Linked DNA regions of Homo sapiens: region 1 is linked to region 2. Evidence: read pairs that join two places in POLR2A ChIA-PET (ENCODE). Cell type or tissue: HepG2. All regions are shown on one strand. Each heading gives the region's core, and the rest is flanking DNA. Links, peaks and the distances in the headings are about the cores only. Region 1 holds the start of DHRS4L2 (dehydrogenase/reductase 4 like 2). Region 2 has its middle 27 kb from the start of DHRS2.

Evidence for each region. ChIA-PET counts read pairs that join two places held together with the same protein. Peaks named below come from ENCODE experiments on the same cell type or tissue, not always from the same donor. Only the 100,000 strongest peaks of a DNase experiment are listed, where the experiment ranks them.
Region 1: POLR2A ChIA-PET joins it to region 2 with 5 read pairs; 1 of 35 experiments calls an interaction of 5 or more read pairs at or near these places.

What each region holds. Positions count from the first base shown.
Region 1 is chr14:23,982,903-23,991,049 of GRCh38, reverse strand. DHRS4L2 (dehydrogenase/reductase 4 like 2) reads right to left here and starts at 2,121. Exons shown (of 8, transcript NM_198083.4): 1 at 1,975-2,121; 2 at 691-868. The coding sequence starts at 2,102. RefSeq lists a silencer at 2,106-2,355 and an enhancer at 2,526-2,585. In HepG2, for the core only: no CTCF peak of the experiment used is centred there; DNase peaks (open chromatin) are centred at 2,239, 4,129 and 5,608; H3K4me3 peaks cover 2,218 bases.
Region 2 is chr14:23,605,577-23,613,723 of GRCh38, reverse strand. No RefSeq gene overlaps it. Among named protein-coding and RNA genes, the nearest start is that of DHRS2, 27 kb to the left of the region's middle. RefSeq lists an enhancer at 7,326-7,535. In HepG2, for the core only: a CTCF peak has its summit at 3,589; DNase peaks (open chromatin) are centred at 3,403 and 4,103; H3K4me3 peaks cover 842 bases.

The DNA.
Region 1 (8,147 bases), core at 1,178-6,177, 380 kb before region 2:
TGAATGCTTCATAGTTGCTTCAGCAGCTGCAAGGCTGTTGTCCACTACTAATTATGACATTGACTTATGTACTTTCTTTGAGACTGAAGTCCAGTACCTGGTAGTCCACAGGCAGCCAATAAAGGAAGGGAGCTTGGGAGGTCTGGGTCTTTCCTTACTGGCTGTGGGACCTTGGGAAGTTGCTCCAGCTATCTGAGCCAGGGTCTGCAGACTGAGAGAATAGTCCTTGCCTTGCTTGGGTTGTTGTCAGGTCTAGAGATAACCTGTGTAAGGCTCTGAACACAGGAAATGGCACATAGTAAGTGGCTGAAACATGGTGGGCTGCTTCCTGAGGTTCCCAGGGACTTGACTCTATAAGCTGAAGAAGAGGGGAATGTTTATTAGCTCATGGGTGGGAACATCTATTTTGTGATTGTATTTACCCTTCACATCTGTTCAATTAGATTGAAAATTACTGCAGAACCAGTACCAGCTGTTTCTTTGGGGTACTCAAGGGATGATGCAGGGTTGAAGCATTAGAATGTTTTAAAATTCTCTGACTGAGATGGGATGATTCTCTGACGTTAGTATATGGACATAATAGAAAGGCACACAGTAAAAATGTGCTGCTGTCTAGGAAAGCAGGGAAGGAGGCTCAGGCTGGCTTCCTTTTCCACCTCCTGGCTCTGTGCCCATTTCCCTGCAGCTCACCATGGCCACCAGCCGCTCCCGGTCCTCCGCCTTCCCCACATGGCACACAGTGCCCGTCACGCTCAGCCCCTCCCCCTGCAGCGTGGCCACCGCCTGGTCCACATTCTGCTGCTTCCGGCTGCTGACGACCACGTGGGCCCTGTCCTGGGCCAAACGCCGGGCGATGGCGAAGCCGATCCTGTGAGCAGAAAGAGACAAAGACTGCTAAGGCCTGTGCAGGGGAAGAGGTCGACAGCATGGGCTCTGAAGTTAAGACTGCCCGGGTTTGAATTCTGGCTCTTTCTCTATATAACTCCTACGTGTGCCTACTATGTGTAAAACAGGCTTAATGGCATGGCCATTTTTAGCACTGCTTTACTTATTTTTATTATGACCTGGATCACAGCCTTAGTTCCCAAGAACTGACATCACTTTCTACAGTTCCCACCACGGGTGACAGGCTTCATCTCCTGTTGGGACTGAGAGGTGAGAAATGAGCTGGGTGTGCAGCAGCAGCCACTTCCGTGATTTGAAGGTCTCACTCAGAACAGTCCTGCCGCCAGGTTTCTTTCTTACTAGTCTACATCATTCTCAAAATTCTTTCCATAATTATTTTTTGGGGTGCATGTGAAAAGATGGTCTCTGGTCAAAAACGTAAATATTGCCTTGGGAAGAAGAGTTACACATTCTGCAGTTGTCAGCCATTAGCATTTTATCTACATTTGTATTTTAGTTTTGTGAAGAGCTGGCATCTAGCAAAGTCCTGTAGAAATGAGAACCAGGACTGACAAGAGAGGTGGGTGAGAAACAGGCTGGGCAAGGTAGGCCCAGATGTACCGACCTAAAAAAAAGTCTCGACACATGGCTCTGGTGTCCCATCTAGGTAAGGGGGAGGGGTTCCGGGACACTTTCTGGAGCCCAAATAGAATGGTACATTTTCAAAAAGCTGGAGGCCTTGTTATAAGATTTTGAATCCAGATTCCCTTGCATTTCCAGTTTCTGGTCTTCCCAGAGGCTAGGTAAGGCTGGTTGACTGGGGCAGCCCAGAACACTGGGGGGACTAGATCGATGGGGCTGCACAGAGGTGGCACAGTTGTGCCAGAGGCAGCAGGGACAGAAGGGCTGGCAAGGGAGGGCCAGGGTATTCGGAGGGGCTTCAGGCGGACCACGTGGCTACTTTTTTTCCATGGCCAGACTTTGGCGGTATGTGAGGTCTGAGGACAGGGGCACTGGAGGCAAAGGACGAGACACCAGTGCATGTTTCCAGGCAGCCAGGGCCTCAGAAACTCCGGCACCAACACTCACCCGTCGGTGGAGGCCGTTACCAGGGCCACCTTATTTGTGAGCGGGTCCCGGCGGGTCATCCTGGAGCTGGCCATCCGCACCGACTTCCGTGCCCAGGCACAGAGGCCTAGCAGCCTGGCCATCTGCATGGATCAGACCAGCAAGTCTGGGTTCCACTCCTTCCAGCGGAGGTGACAGAGTAGGGCGAAGGGGCAGGACGAAGGGCGGGCCGCTTCCCTGCCTGCCCCCTTCCCGCCCTCGGCCAGCTGGGAGTCGTCTGTGGCGGTTGGCGCCTCCCGCCGCCCGCCAGTCGCCCCGCCCCGCAGCCAGCTACCTTCCGCCTGACTGGGGCTTGCCTTCCCGGGCTGGTGAGTGATCAAAGCGCTCTCCGTTCAAGTTGCCTGTAGGGCTCGCCCCTCCCCTGGCCCCCGCAGGAACCCGCAGACTTTGGCTGCTGCCCTTCTGCATCTGCTTGTCCACGTTTTCTTCTTGGGGAAGTGGGGGTTTTGAGTTGGTTGCTTTTGCTTCTTCAGAATTCCTTCTCCAAGAAAGTCTGGGTCTATGTATGTGACAGCCCACAGGAGGGCAAATGTTTTGAGACTGCCCATGGAGGTGAGGCCTGTGGTCCCCATGGAGTCCACCAGGTGAGGCTGGAGCAGCCTGGGAGAGAGACGTGATAGGCAGTAGCTGCGCCAGGCCTGGCACTGCCCTTCACTCTGCCCAAGGTCTCTTCCATCTTCACGGGCCCTTGGAGGGCAGACTACGGTCATTGGCAAAACAGGATCTCATATCCCTCGCCAAAGGGACTTCCTCCTTTACAGGGGCTAAGTGGTAGCGAGGAGGCTGGACAGTCCCTCAAGCAGTGGTGGAAATGCAAAGAACTCGGGGCACTCAAGTTCTCCCTAACCACTCTGTCCCCAGGTCTTAGCCTCCATCCTAGTTCAATAAATATTTGTTGAATGCAAAATCTCTTTATGAACTGTAAGCTACTAAGCACATAGTAGTTACTGCCACCATGTAGTGATTATTATTGGTGCCCTGGGCCAGACTCTTCATCTGTAAATTACTGAGGGTATGGATGATGAATAAAGTCCTTGCCAGCTATAAATTCTGTGTCCAAGACTTCAGTCTCCACTTCTGCCAAGTGGGCTGAAATGATCTCCCTCCTGGGTTTCCGGGAGAATGAATAAATATGGATGGCTTATGGTACAGTGTAGAAAGGCCGCAACAGACCCAAAGGTAAGTATCTGAATTAGTTTAACCCACTGGCCTCCAAAGCCAGACTGAGAAGCAGTGCTGGTTCATGGCAGCGTTTTCACTAGTTCAAAGCAAAATGAGAAAAGGAAACAATTACAGTGAGTTTCATAAAGCTAAGCTTATTTAACAGTCCTTTATTGTGGAGTATACCTTTCCTTCTTTTTGTGTGTGTGTGTGTTAGTGTTTTGTTTCAGAAAAGATGATGAAAGCAGATGGGTAGGTTTAGAGATGTGTTATTGGTGAAATCACCAGTTTGGCAGCCTTATGCCAGTCCCTACAATTAGAGGGGAAAGAATCCTGGTTTGTGAAATCCAGTTCTAGGCATGACTTTTGAATAGAATTCATGTTTGCTCAAGATTCATTTAGTATATGTGCAGGTCAGCTGAGCAGCTGAAAAAGGATTTGGACATTCAGCTGGGCGTGGTGGCTCACCCTGTAATCCCAGCACTTTGGGAGGCCGAGGCGGGCGGATCACGGGGTCAGGAGATCAAGTCCATCCTGGCTAACACGGTGAAACTCGTCCCTACTAAAAATACAAAAAATTAGCCGGGCGTGGTGGTACTTGCCTGTAGTCCCAGCTACTCGGGAGGCTGAGGCAGGGGAATGGCATGAACACGGGATGCGGAGCTTGCAGTGAGCCAAGATCACGCCACTGCACTCCAACCTGAGCGACAGATGGAGACTCTGTCTCAACAAAAAGAAAAAAAACAAGGATTTCAACATTCAAAAGGGGGTGTATGGCGAGCAAGTAATAGAACAGGCCTGCACTGGATTTCTAGTGTTTTCCTCAGCCAAGAAGTTACAGCTGCAGCACTCTGCTTTGCTACTCAGCACATCCCGATGAGACAGGAGAGCTGCAGTATAATTTTCCCCATGTCCAGGCAAAGCTGACTCTGACTGGTGCTCCTCAGTCTGAGCCTCATGAATTATTGACAGAGGCTGGAAGCGCCACACTCCTTGTGCTCTTGCACTGTTTGGAGCTCATGCACTGTGGGAACCCTTCCCAGGGCTCTCCATCTGTGTGGGGCTGGGGGGAGGGTACACAGGAGGACTGCTGCGGGGGTTCTCAGGGCTTGGTTCAAAGGGACAAGCCTCCAGGGGGGTATTTGATCTCTCTTCCTCTTCTCTTCAGAGGTAGACGGGCCCACTGAGGGGCTGAGGGTTCCAGGAAAGTGAGGAAGACCACACTTCAAAGAGCAAAGGATTCTGGGAAAAGAGAATTGTGGCTTGGGAGCTTGGTGAACAACACATGGCCCTTCCTTGTGTGGGCAGGGTTGCTATTTGGCCTCCAGCACTATTTCTTTTTCTTTCTTTCTTTCTTTTTTTTTTTTTATTATACTTTAAGTTCTAGGGTGCACGTGTACAACGTGCAGGTTTTTTACATATGTACACATGTGCCATGTTGGTGTGCTGCACCCGTTAACTCATCATTTACATTCGGTATTCCTCCTAATGCTATCCCTTCCCCATGCCTGCACCCCACGACAGGCCCCAGTGTGTGATGTTCCCCACCCTGTGTCCAAGTGTTCTCATTGTTCAATTCCCACCTATGAGTGAGAACATGCAGTGTTCTCACAGGGGGCCTGTGAGCAGAAAAGGATAGAAGGAAGTCAAGAAGTATGGGAATCTCTAGCGCTACTCCTCATCAAGCTGGCTTATTGGAGATAAGAACAGGAAATCTTGGGGTGGGCATGGTGGCTCATGCCTGTAATCCCAGCACTTTAGGAGGCTGAGGTGGGCAGATCACTTGAGGTCAGGAGTTTGAGACCAGCTGGCTGAGATGATGAAACCTCGTCTCTACTGAAAATAAAAAAATGAGCCGGGTGTGGTCTGGAGTTTGAGACAAGCCTGGCTAACATGGTGAAATCCTGTCTTTACTAAAAATACAAAAATTAGCTGGGCATGGTCAAGAGTTCAAGACCAGCCTGACCAACATGGTGAAACCCTGTCTCTACTAAAAATACATGCCTGGTGGCATGTGCCTGTAATCCCAGCTACTCAGGAGGCTGAGGCAGGAGAATTGCTTGAACCTGGGAGGCAGAGGTTGCAGTGAGCTGAGATCATGCCACTGCACTCCAGCCTGGGCAACAGAAGGAGCGACTCCATCTCAAAAAAATAAAAAAAGAAGAGGAACAAGAAACCTTTCAGGGAAATACATACATATGTGGGAGTATCTCTCTGAAATGGGAACTGTAATAGGCAATGGGATTGTTCTTGTATGGAGGTGGTAACATCTGCCTATCTTGAGGGACAAATGCCTCCATGATTGAGGGCTCTACTCTCATCCTTTTCAAGGGCTGCCTGCGGTCCAGAAGAGAATTCATCTGGGATGGATTTTAAGTCTTGCATTTTGCAATAGCTGTCCCAGATTCACTGTTGAGTCATGCATCACTGACACAAGTCAGGATTAGGCTATGTGGAAGGGCTGGTGTGGGATTAGGACAACTGCCAAGCAGAGAAATAATAGTAAGAGTGTTAACAGCATTTATTGAGCACTTCCTTAGTAAGTGCTGGCAAGTGTTAAGTGCTTTTTAGAAATTTTATTGAATATTTTTAATCTGGTGAAATGGGTGTTTTAATGTAGGGAGCCAAAGGCCTGAGGGTCGTGACCAACTCAGCATTCCACTGAAGGCTATATGATCAAACAGCCAACTGTTTATCATGATTGCAAAATGTGGGCAAACTCGCTTCTGCACCTGCCACCAGGAGGTTTGCTGAGGGCAATTACTCCCTGGTGCTGTGCTCCTTGAGGTTATCTACTGGAACCTCTGGAGACTACTGTTCAAAGAATGCAGTCATACAAGCCTACACTAAGTCAAGCAGCTTACTGACAACCACCCCTTTCTCCCTATCTCCTTTACTCAGTAAATACGAAGGGGTATAGAAGCTCAGGGCCCTTGTTCCCTAGAAGAAATGAGCCCCCTGACCCCTTCTTCCATATGTACTCATTTGTCTTTATTACCATGTTAATCTTCTTTTGTTCAGTCCACCAAGGACTGTGGCATTTTAAATTCTTTTTTTTTTTTTTTTTTTTGAGATGGCATCTTGCTCTGTCATCAGGCTGGAGTGCAGTGGCACAATCTTGGCTCACTGCAACCTCTGCCTCCCGGGTTCAAGCGATTCTCCTGCCTCAGCCTCCCGAGTAGCTGGGACTACAGTACCTGGTGAGCTAGCACAACACCTCGCTCAGCTAATTTTTGTATTTTTAGTAGAGATGGGGTTTCACCATGTTGGCCAGGATGGTTTCCATCTCTTGACCTAGTGATCTTCCTGCCTTGGCCTCCAAAAGTGCTGGGATTACAGGCATGAGCCACTGCGCCCGGTCGGGTGTTTTAAATTCTATATGTGAAAGTCGAGTGAGTGATGACAACCTCAACCACTGTCTGTGTTGTATAGCTACACTTCATTTTGATGACATTGTTGGGGGATTGATACTTTTCATAGAAATCAATTTTCTCTGAATTGGAATTTTAACTTTCAGGATCAGTGTGTTTTTCAAATCAACACATCTGTTCATTAAATTATAAAAATAAAACATGCTTATTATTTTAAAAAGGGAAAGAAAGTTATGTGAAAAGTAAAAGGTAACTCTTCCCTATGGTTCTTTTACCTTCTTCCCATACAGCTCTTGGCTTTGTGTATCTTTCCAGAAGTTTCCTATACATTTACATGCATTTTTCTTTTAAAAATTGTTTCCACAAATGAGATTACACTGCACATACTGCCCTTCAAATTGCATTTCTTTTCTTTCTTCTATGCTCCAACTCTTTTTAATTTCTTTTTTTTACATTTTTTCTTTTTTTAAATTATTATACTTTAAGTTCTGAGATACATGTGCAGAACTTGCAGGTTTGTTATATAGGTATAAACGTGCCATGGTGGTTTACCGCACCCATCAACACGTCATCTATATTAAGTATTTCTCCTAATGCTATCCCTTCCCCAGCCCCCTATAAACCCAACAGGCCCTGGTGTGTGATGTTCCCCTCCCTGTGTCCATGTGTTCTCATTGTTCCACTCCCACTTATGAGTGAGAACATGTGGTGTTTGGTTTTCTGTTTTTGTGTTAGTTTGCTGAGAATGATGGTTTCCAGCTTCATCCATGTCCCTGCAAAGGACATGAACTCATCTTTTTTTATGGCTGCATAGTATTCCATGGTGTATATGTGCCCCATTTTCTTTATGCAGTCTATCATTGATGGGCATTTGGGTTGGTTCCAAGTCTTTGCTACTGTGAACAGTGCTGCAATAAGCATATGTGTGCATGTGTCTTTATAGTAGAATGATTTATAATCCTTTGGATATATACCCAGTAATGGGATTGCTGGGTCAAATGGTGTTTCAGGTTATAGGTCTTTGAGGAATGGTCACACTGTCTTCCACAACGGTTGAACTAATTTACACTACCACCAACAGTGTAAAAGTGTTCCTATTTCTCCACATCCTCTCCAGCATCTGTTGTTTCCTGACATTTTAATGATTGCCATTCTAACTGGTGTGGGATGGTATCTCATTGTGGTTTTGATTTGCATGTCTCTAATGAGCAGTGATGATGAACTTTTTTTCATGTTTGTTGGCTGCATAAATGTTTTCTTTTGAGAAGTGTCTGTTCACATCCTTAGCCCACTTTTTGATGGGGTTGTTTGTGTTTTTCCTTGTAAATTTGTTTAAGTTCTTTGTAGATTTTGGATATTAGCCCCTTGTCAGATGGATAGATTGCAAGAATTTTCTTCCATTCTGTGGGTTGCCTGTTCACTCTGACGATAGTCTCTTCTGCTGTGCTGAAGCTCTTTAGTTTAATCAGGTCCAATTTGTCTATTTGGACTTCGTTGCCATTGCTTTTGGTGTTTTAGTTATGAAGTCTTTGCCCATACCCGTGTCCTGAATGGTATGGCCTAGGTTTTCTTCTAGGGTTTTTATGGTTTTAGGTCTTATAA
Region 2 (8,147 bases), core at 2,166-7,165:
CTCTCTAGTATATTCCAGAGGGGACAAGTGTTTCTTTCTTTCTTTGTTTAACAATGGTTAATGATTAGCTTGTGGAGGTGAGCCACTTATCTAATACAAGGTTCAATTCTACCCTATTTGTTTTTGTTTGCATTTTGAGATGAGGTCTCGCTCTGTCACCCAGGCTAGAGCGCAATGGCATGATCATAGCTCAGTGCAACCTCGAATTCCTGGGTTCAAGCAATTCTGCCTCAGCCTCCCAAGTAGCTAGGACTATGGGCGTGCACCACCACAACTGGCTAATTTTTTAAGTTTCTGTAGAGACAGGGTCTTGCTATGTTGCCCAAGCTAATCTCGAATTCCTGGCCTCATGCAATCTCCCACCTCAGCCTCTGAAGGTGCTGGGATTACAGGCATGAGCCACCACACCCGGCCTACCCTATTTGTTTTTATATATCTATGATTCTACTGTAGCTTTACCATGTGCCAGAAACTATTTTAGGCACTTTGTAAATATTAAATCTTTTACTCTTCATAACAACCATTTGAGATAGGTACTAGGATTGTTCTGATTTTACAGATGAGGAAACTGAGACACAGAGAGATAATGTAATTGGCACATGGTCACATAGCTAGTAAACAGCCCAGGCTTCTCTTCCCTTAACCACAGTGCTCTTCTGTCCACAGAAGAGGACATTATTATTATTATTTTCCTACTCTAGATAAGGAAACTGAAGCCTAGAGAGCTGAAGTGATTTGCCCAACTGAATGTAACCAAAGTAGAATTCTTGATTCCCACCCACCTCTCTCTCTACATCTCCCCATCTCCGAAAAGTGTTCTAGCCAAAAATTTGAGTGTCCCTTGAGTTTTCTCTTCACCTTACCTTCTGCTTTTAATCCATCAGCCAATCTTGTTGATTTTGCCTCCAAAATATGCATCAAGTTCTCCGCTTCTCTCCATCTCCGCCGCGCTCTCTCATCTGACCACTTCATTCCACTCATACACTCTCACAAGCTATTCTCTTTCCACCTGCAGACAGCATTAGCATTTTAAACATCAGTCTCCACTGCTTAAAACTCTGCAATGGCTTGCCATTGTACTAAGAATCAAATCCAAATTATTTCCCCAACTTACAGAGCCCCCACGGTGTCTGGCCCCAAGCTCTTCCCAGACCATCCTACTGCACTTTCCCCTCCACCTGCGTGCTTCAGCCTCCAGCCGGCCAGGTCAGGCCTGCCTTCACAGTCCCTGTATCTGCTGGCCCTTGAAAGCTCTTCCCACAAACACTTCATTGCTGTTAAATGTCAACCCTCATAGAGACATTCCCTGTTCACCTGGTATGAGACAGATCCTCAGCAGCGCTCTCTCCCACTTTTCTCTTTTATTTTCTTCATGGCACTTATCACCTGCCTAATATTTTTTGTTTGTTTGTTTAGGTTATTTCCTCACCTACTGGAATGTAAGCTCTGCAAGCTTATACTAATAACTAACACTTACGTAGTCCTTATTTTGTGCCAGGCACTGTTCTAAGTACTTTATATGTGTAAACTCACTTAGTCTCCACCACTATCCTGAAAAGTTGCACTCTGAACATCTCTGTGTTTCAGAAGATAAAACTGAGCAACAGAGAGGCAAGGTAACTTATCTATGGTCACACAGCTTGTAAGTCGTGAAGCTGGGATGCAAGCCCAGGCAGTCTGGCTATGGAGTCTGTGCTCTTTTTTTTTTTTTTTTTTTTTTGAGACGGAGTCTCGCTCTTATCGCCCAAGCTGGAGTGCAGTGGCGTGATCTCGGCTCACTGCAACCTCCACCTGCCGGGTTCAAGCAATTCTCCTGCCTCAGCCTACTGAATAGCTGGGATTACAGGCGTGTGCTACCACGCCCAGCTAATTTTTGTACTTTTAGTAGAGACAGGGTTTCACCACATTGGCCAGGCTGGTCTCGAATTCCTGATCTCAGGTGATCTGCCCACCTTGGCCTCCCAAAGTGCTGGGATTACAGGCATGAGCCACCGTGCCTGGCCGAATCTGTGCTCTTAACCCTCATCCTTTATGACCTTCATGGGAGTGGGGTGCTTATTTGTATTGTTCTCCACCAAGTTTCCAGCACCTGTAATAGTGCCCGACAGAGGGGAAGCACCAATAAATATTTGTAGAATAAGCAAATGAATGTTGTATAACTGGTTTAAAGATAAAGCTTGCCTTTGAACCAGATTGGTCGGGCTCCAAAACCACACTCTCCAGAGTATGGGATTGTAGTATTTCAATTTTCAACTCAGAAATTCACTGAAGCTTGCCCTCTACTCTAAAGATGTCTACAGTCCTGTGGGGAAGGCATATTTAAGTAACTACAAGCCAGGTAGAAAAACTGCGGTGTCACAAGGAAAGGGCACACAAAGTGCCATGAGGGAGTGATAACTTTTAACTAGTAGCTCAAGGAAGGATTTGAGGTGAAAGTGGCATTTGCACTGGGTTTGGAAGACTCTGGACAGGCAGAGATGAGAAGGAGCATGTAACTGAAACTACAAGTTGTCTCCTAATGTCTGTTTCCTCTTCTTCCACAGTAATCATATTCCAAAATGTTAGCTGTGCAATTGACCACTGAGAATAAAGGCTATATTTCCCAGCTGCCCTTGCAGCCAGGCACGGCTACCTGACCATGTTCTGCATAAAAGGTTATAGAGAAGTCAGGGATGAAACTTCCATGAGGTGTTCTCAAGTGGAAGGAGCATGCCCACCTCCTTTCTTTGTCTCCCTCCTGCTGTCTAGAACATGACTCTGATGACTGGAGACAAAGCAGCTATCTTTGGCCTCAGAAGGCACATGTTGAGGATGTGGACTACAATGTTGAGGCAGTCTGATCACGAAGGCACGATATGAGGCCCGCTACAGTCTTGTTTAAGCCACTGTTACAAGTGTCTTAGGTTGGGTTACCACAGCAGATCCTAAGACAAGGCTTTATGTGCAAGTAGTTTATTAAACAGATGCTCCCAGCAGGGAGCAATGGCTCCTATCTATAATCCCAGAACTTTGGGAGACCAAGACAGGAGGATTGCTTGAGGCCAGAAGTTTCAGACCAGCCTGAGTAACATAGTGAGACCCCTGTCTCTACAAAAAATTTAAAAATTAGCTGATCAGGTCATGTGTGCCTGTAGTCCCAGCTACTCAGGAAGCTGAGGCAGGAAGTTCCTTTGAGCATAGTAGTTTGAGGTTACAGTGAGCTATGATTATGCCACTGCACTCCAGCCTTAGTGGCAAAGTGAGACCTTGTCTCAAAAATAAAAATTAAAAAAATGCTCCCAGGAGAAACCAGTAAGGGAGTGTGGAAAGTAAGACAGGGAAGGGAGGAGGACAAGCAAGGGAATGTTTCAGCAAAGCCCCAGCCTTAGCCTGGTCCCAAAGGTCAGTTCTGGAGTGTAAACTACACCTCACAGTTTGCCCAGATTTCAGACAATGGAACTAGGCTGTTACCTAGTTCAGCTAAAGGCTGCCCCTGCTTCTCTCGATGTGCAGAAGCTGTGGGAGATGATTAAACGGGTCACAGGGGCTCTGGTGCAACCTCAATGGGCCCCTTACACTGGGTTTTCTCTCACTCATAACTTAACCTAATCCTAAAAAGTACCAAAAACATTTCTGGCAGAGGGGAGAGTATAAATAAAGTGCACAGAACCTGAAGGAACAAGAGGCTATATGAAAGTATTGGAAAGGAAGAGGACAGGAAAGAAAGAAATAGGAAACAAATTTGGAAAACCAAACTGTAGTCACTGGGACTTGATATGGTTTGGCTGCGTCCCCACCCAAAACTCATCTTGAATTGTACCTCCCCACATCTCGCTTCTGCACTGCCCTAGCAGAGGCTCTCCATGAGGGCCCTGCCCCTGCAGCAAACTTCTGCCTGGACATCCAGGCATTTCCATACACAGCAGTCGGGGCCTGGAAATGTAGGGTTGAAGCCCCCACACAAAGTCCCCACTGGGGCACTGCCTAGTGGAGCACCATCCTCCAGACCCTAGAATGGTAGATCCACCAACAGCTTGCACCATGCACCTGGAAAAGCCGCAGACACTCAACACCAGCCCATAAAAGCAGCCGGGAGGGACTTTGTACCTTGCAAAACCGCAGGAGTAGAATGACATGGTTTGGCTATGTCCCCATACTGTTCTCATGATAGTGAATAAGTCTCACGAGATCTGATGTTTTTATAAGGGGCTTCCCCTTTTGCATGGCTCTCTATCTTGCCTGCCACCATGTAAGAAGTCCCTTTGCTCTTCCTTGGTCTTCTGCCATGACTGTGAGGCCTCCCCAGCCATATGGAACTGTGAGTCCATTAAACCTCTTTTTCTTTATAAATCACCCAGTCTTGGGTATGTTTTATCAGCAGCGTGAAAATGAACTAATACAGAACTGTATAAAATTTTGAATTTCTGGCCAATGCATAAACAAAGGGAAACCAAAAGGACTTTGAATCTGATGATTCAGAAGATTAATCTGGCAACTATGTGTGAGAGGAATTGGAATGAAACTTGTGTAGGGTAATACCCATTATGAGGTCATATCTATAATCCAGGCAAGAGGTAATGGTGGCACAACCCCAGGTGATGGTGCTGGGAAGGGAAAGTAGAGAATAGTTGCGAAGTCTTACAGAGAAAGATCTGGTCTTTCTAAATGCTTTGACACGAGAGAAAAGAGACAGAGAGGATCCAAACATGAAGCCAGGGACAATGGTGGCATTGCCAACAAAAATAGGTAACAGAGGAGAAGAAACAAGCTTGATAGAAAATATGAATTCTACCTATTGACATGGTGACTTTGAGATGAAGGGAAGCCTTCTAAATGGAGTTGTCAAGAAGGCAGTTAGAAATGCAAGACTGATAACAGAATTCAAGCATGGAGCCATGGATGTGTGCATTGTCTACAGAGATGTGATAGAAGCCATGACTGTGGATAGGATTACTAAGGGAGGGAGGGCAGAGACAGAAGAGGAAAAGGCCAGTATAAGATACTTGTAAGTTGTGCTGTTTGCCTGTTGCCTCTTGGGCCCATGCCACCCTCCCCTGTGGTGTGAGGGCCAAGGGACTGCCAACAGCCTTTCCCAGACTCTCTCTTGCCAGCTGGCTTCCTATTCAATTCTGCTACTAAGAGGCACTGAGACGTGGCTGAAGGACATAGGGTGAGAGAAGGGTTTTCCTCCTGTTTCCAGCTCCTGTCAATGTCCCTCCAGGAGGACTCTAGCCTAGGGCTTAGCAAACTTTTTCTGTAAAGAGCTGGACATGAAGTAGTTTAAGCTTTGCAGGCCATATGGTCTCTGTTATAACTCCTCAACTCTGCCATTGTACTGCAAGAGCAGACATAAACAATATATAAATGAATAAGGATGACCACATTGCAATAAAACTTTATTCATGGACACTGGAGTTTGAGTGTTTTATAATTTTCATGTGCCATGAGATATATCTTCCTTTTCGGTTTTATTTTCAGCCATTTTTAAAATATGAAGAATATTCTTTTTTTGTTTGCTTGTTTTTTGAGATGAACTCTTGCTCTGTCACCCAGTCTGGAGTGGAGTGGCGCAATCTCGTCTCACTGCAACCTCTGCCTCCCGGGTTCAAGCAACTCTCCTGCCTCAGCTTCCCAAGTAGCTGGGACTACAAGTGTGCACCACCATGACTGGCTAATTTTTTTTTTTTTTTGTATTTTTAGTAGAAACAGGATTTTGCCACATTGGCCAGACCGGTCTCGAATTCCTGACCTCAGACCATCCACCCGCCTCGGCCTCCCAAAGTGCTGGGATTACAGGCGTGAGCCCCGTGCCTGGCCAAAATGTGAAGAACATTCTTAGCTCGTGGGCCATGGAGAAACAGGTGGCAGCTGGATTTGGCCTATGGGCAATAGGTTGCCCGTGCTAGCTCCCAATTCTTCAGACACTCCTGGCAGCAGGTGAACTGCACCTCCTGGAGATACCAGCGCCCCAGAGGCTCAACCCCATCACAATGCATCCTCATTCTGTGGTCTGAACATGGGCCAGGCAAGGCTGAGCCTGGAGGCTCTGGTGGCCCCACTTCTTCTCTTCTGTCCCTCCAGCCCTGAGAAGGAACTCCTGTAGTTACCATATCTGGTCACTGCAGCATCTCCATTTGCCCTTCCAACCCTCCAACACTGGAGTAGTCAATTCCCTGAATACATCCCTTCTGTAAGAAATGCCTTGCATGGAATCGTTTTCCTGCTTGGACTCTGACTGACACAGAAATCCTTCCATTTTAGGGAGGGGAAGAAGAAAAGGAAGCCAAAAGGGAGAAGTCAAAGACTGAAGAGGCAAATTAGGAGTGTCCCCACACTGAAGGGAAAAGAAGCTCAGGAAGAAGGTCCTGGGGAGCAGCAGTTGCCACTGCTGAGAGGTGAAGAGGATGCCTGCGAAGAGGGTGATGAGCTGAGGAACTTCCAGAAGTCATCCTCAGGGGGTGGCAGGGGCCCGGGAGCTGGAGGCAGACAAGACACAGCCTCCTCTTGTGAGAGTTTGTGAGAGGCAGGGTCTGAGGCAGTCCCTTGTGATGCAGGAGAGAAGCATGGAGATGGCTCTGCCCGTGTCAGGACTGTCAATCCTCCCAGTTGGCAAACACATGGAACCCGGGGGTAGCCACCTTCCCTCCTGACTCTCTCCCTCCCTACACTGCACTTTCCTGGCCCTGCCTCTGATTACAGAACACACCTGGGCACTGGCTGAAGTTCCCTGCTCCTGCAGATATTCTTGTGGGTAAGCAAGCACAGGTGAATTACCAGGGATGCCCCTCCAAGAGCTGTCTTGTGAGCACAGAGGATTGTGGGTGTTTTAAACGTCTTCATGACATTAATTAATCCAGCAAATATTTATTCACCACCACCTGTGTGCTAGGCACTACTCTAGGTGGTATTGATACAGCAGTGAGTTAAAAAAATGCCTTCAAGGTGCTTATATTCTTGTGGGAGAGACAGGTAATAAACAAGTAGACATAAAAATGGCAGGTGCTGAGAAGTGCTCTGAAGAAAAATACAACAAGGTGAGGGGGACAGGGAGTGCAGGATGTGAGTGATTTTTTTCTCTGGCCCATATCAGGATGGCCTCTCTGAAGAGTTGACAAGTGAGCAGAGGCTTAAATAAGTGAGAGTGAAGAATGTTCCAGGCAGTGGGAAAAACCAAGGCAGAAGCAGGAGGTAGGAGAGTGTTTGGCATAGTTCGAGGGACAGCAAGGAGGCTTAGTGTACCTGGAGTAAATAGGCTGAAAGAGAGGGATAGGAACTAACTCAGAGAGGGTTAGGCTTTGAGTCACGATGAGGACTTAGCTGTTACTCTGAGCAGTGGGTTTGAACACAGAAGTGACACATCTAATTTTCATGTAAAAGATTGACCATGACAACTATGGGGAGAAGAAACTGCAAGATGACCCCTCCATTCTCAGAATGATGTTACTCTTCTAAAAATAGAGCTAGAAAGTCATATCCCACAAGTGTAGGTTGGTGCTCAAGTGGCTGAGTACAAGAATAATAGAAGAAAAGCTGTGAGTCAGAGTTGGCCACAACCTAAACATGAATTAGGAGTGTCATGCCACGGGGAAAACTCAAAAGGCAGACAACCCTGGGATGTGTTGGTATAGCCATGGGACACGCAAAGACTGGGACACTGACTTTGTGCGTGTTCAGCATAAGTGGGCTTCCTGCCATGCCTTCTGTTTGCAATGCTTCCCACCTGTCCCACAGTCTAGGCTGTACACAGGCCTGTCTCCCTCCACAAGCACTTCCTCCCAGTGTTTTTCCTTCCGTCTGTGTCTTTTGTGCTGTCATTCGGTCAGCAACTACCATGTATAAAACTTAATGAGCAGTGCCATGGGAGAGTCTCTGATAAGTGCTTGGAGCTCAAATCCTTTGTTAATTGTATCTAGACAGCTATGTCTGCTGTTGGCACAAATCTCTCTTGTTGGCCCCTTCAAGTTTATCCTCTAACTGTGGGCTTTTCTCCACCTCTTATAATTGTACTCTTGGTGGATTTTCCTATTTATGAAGCTCTATTGGAATATATGCCCTGCCAGAGAAAAGATCTTCTCTACTGTCAAGAATCACTGGTTTCAGTTGGGTCAGGACTGACAACCTAGCCTCTGTGTGTAGACAAGTGAAGACAATCAGGGCTAGGGTTGGCA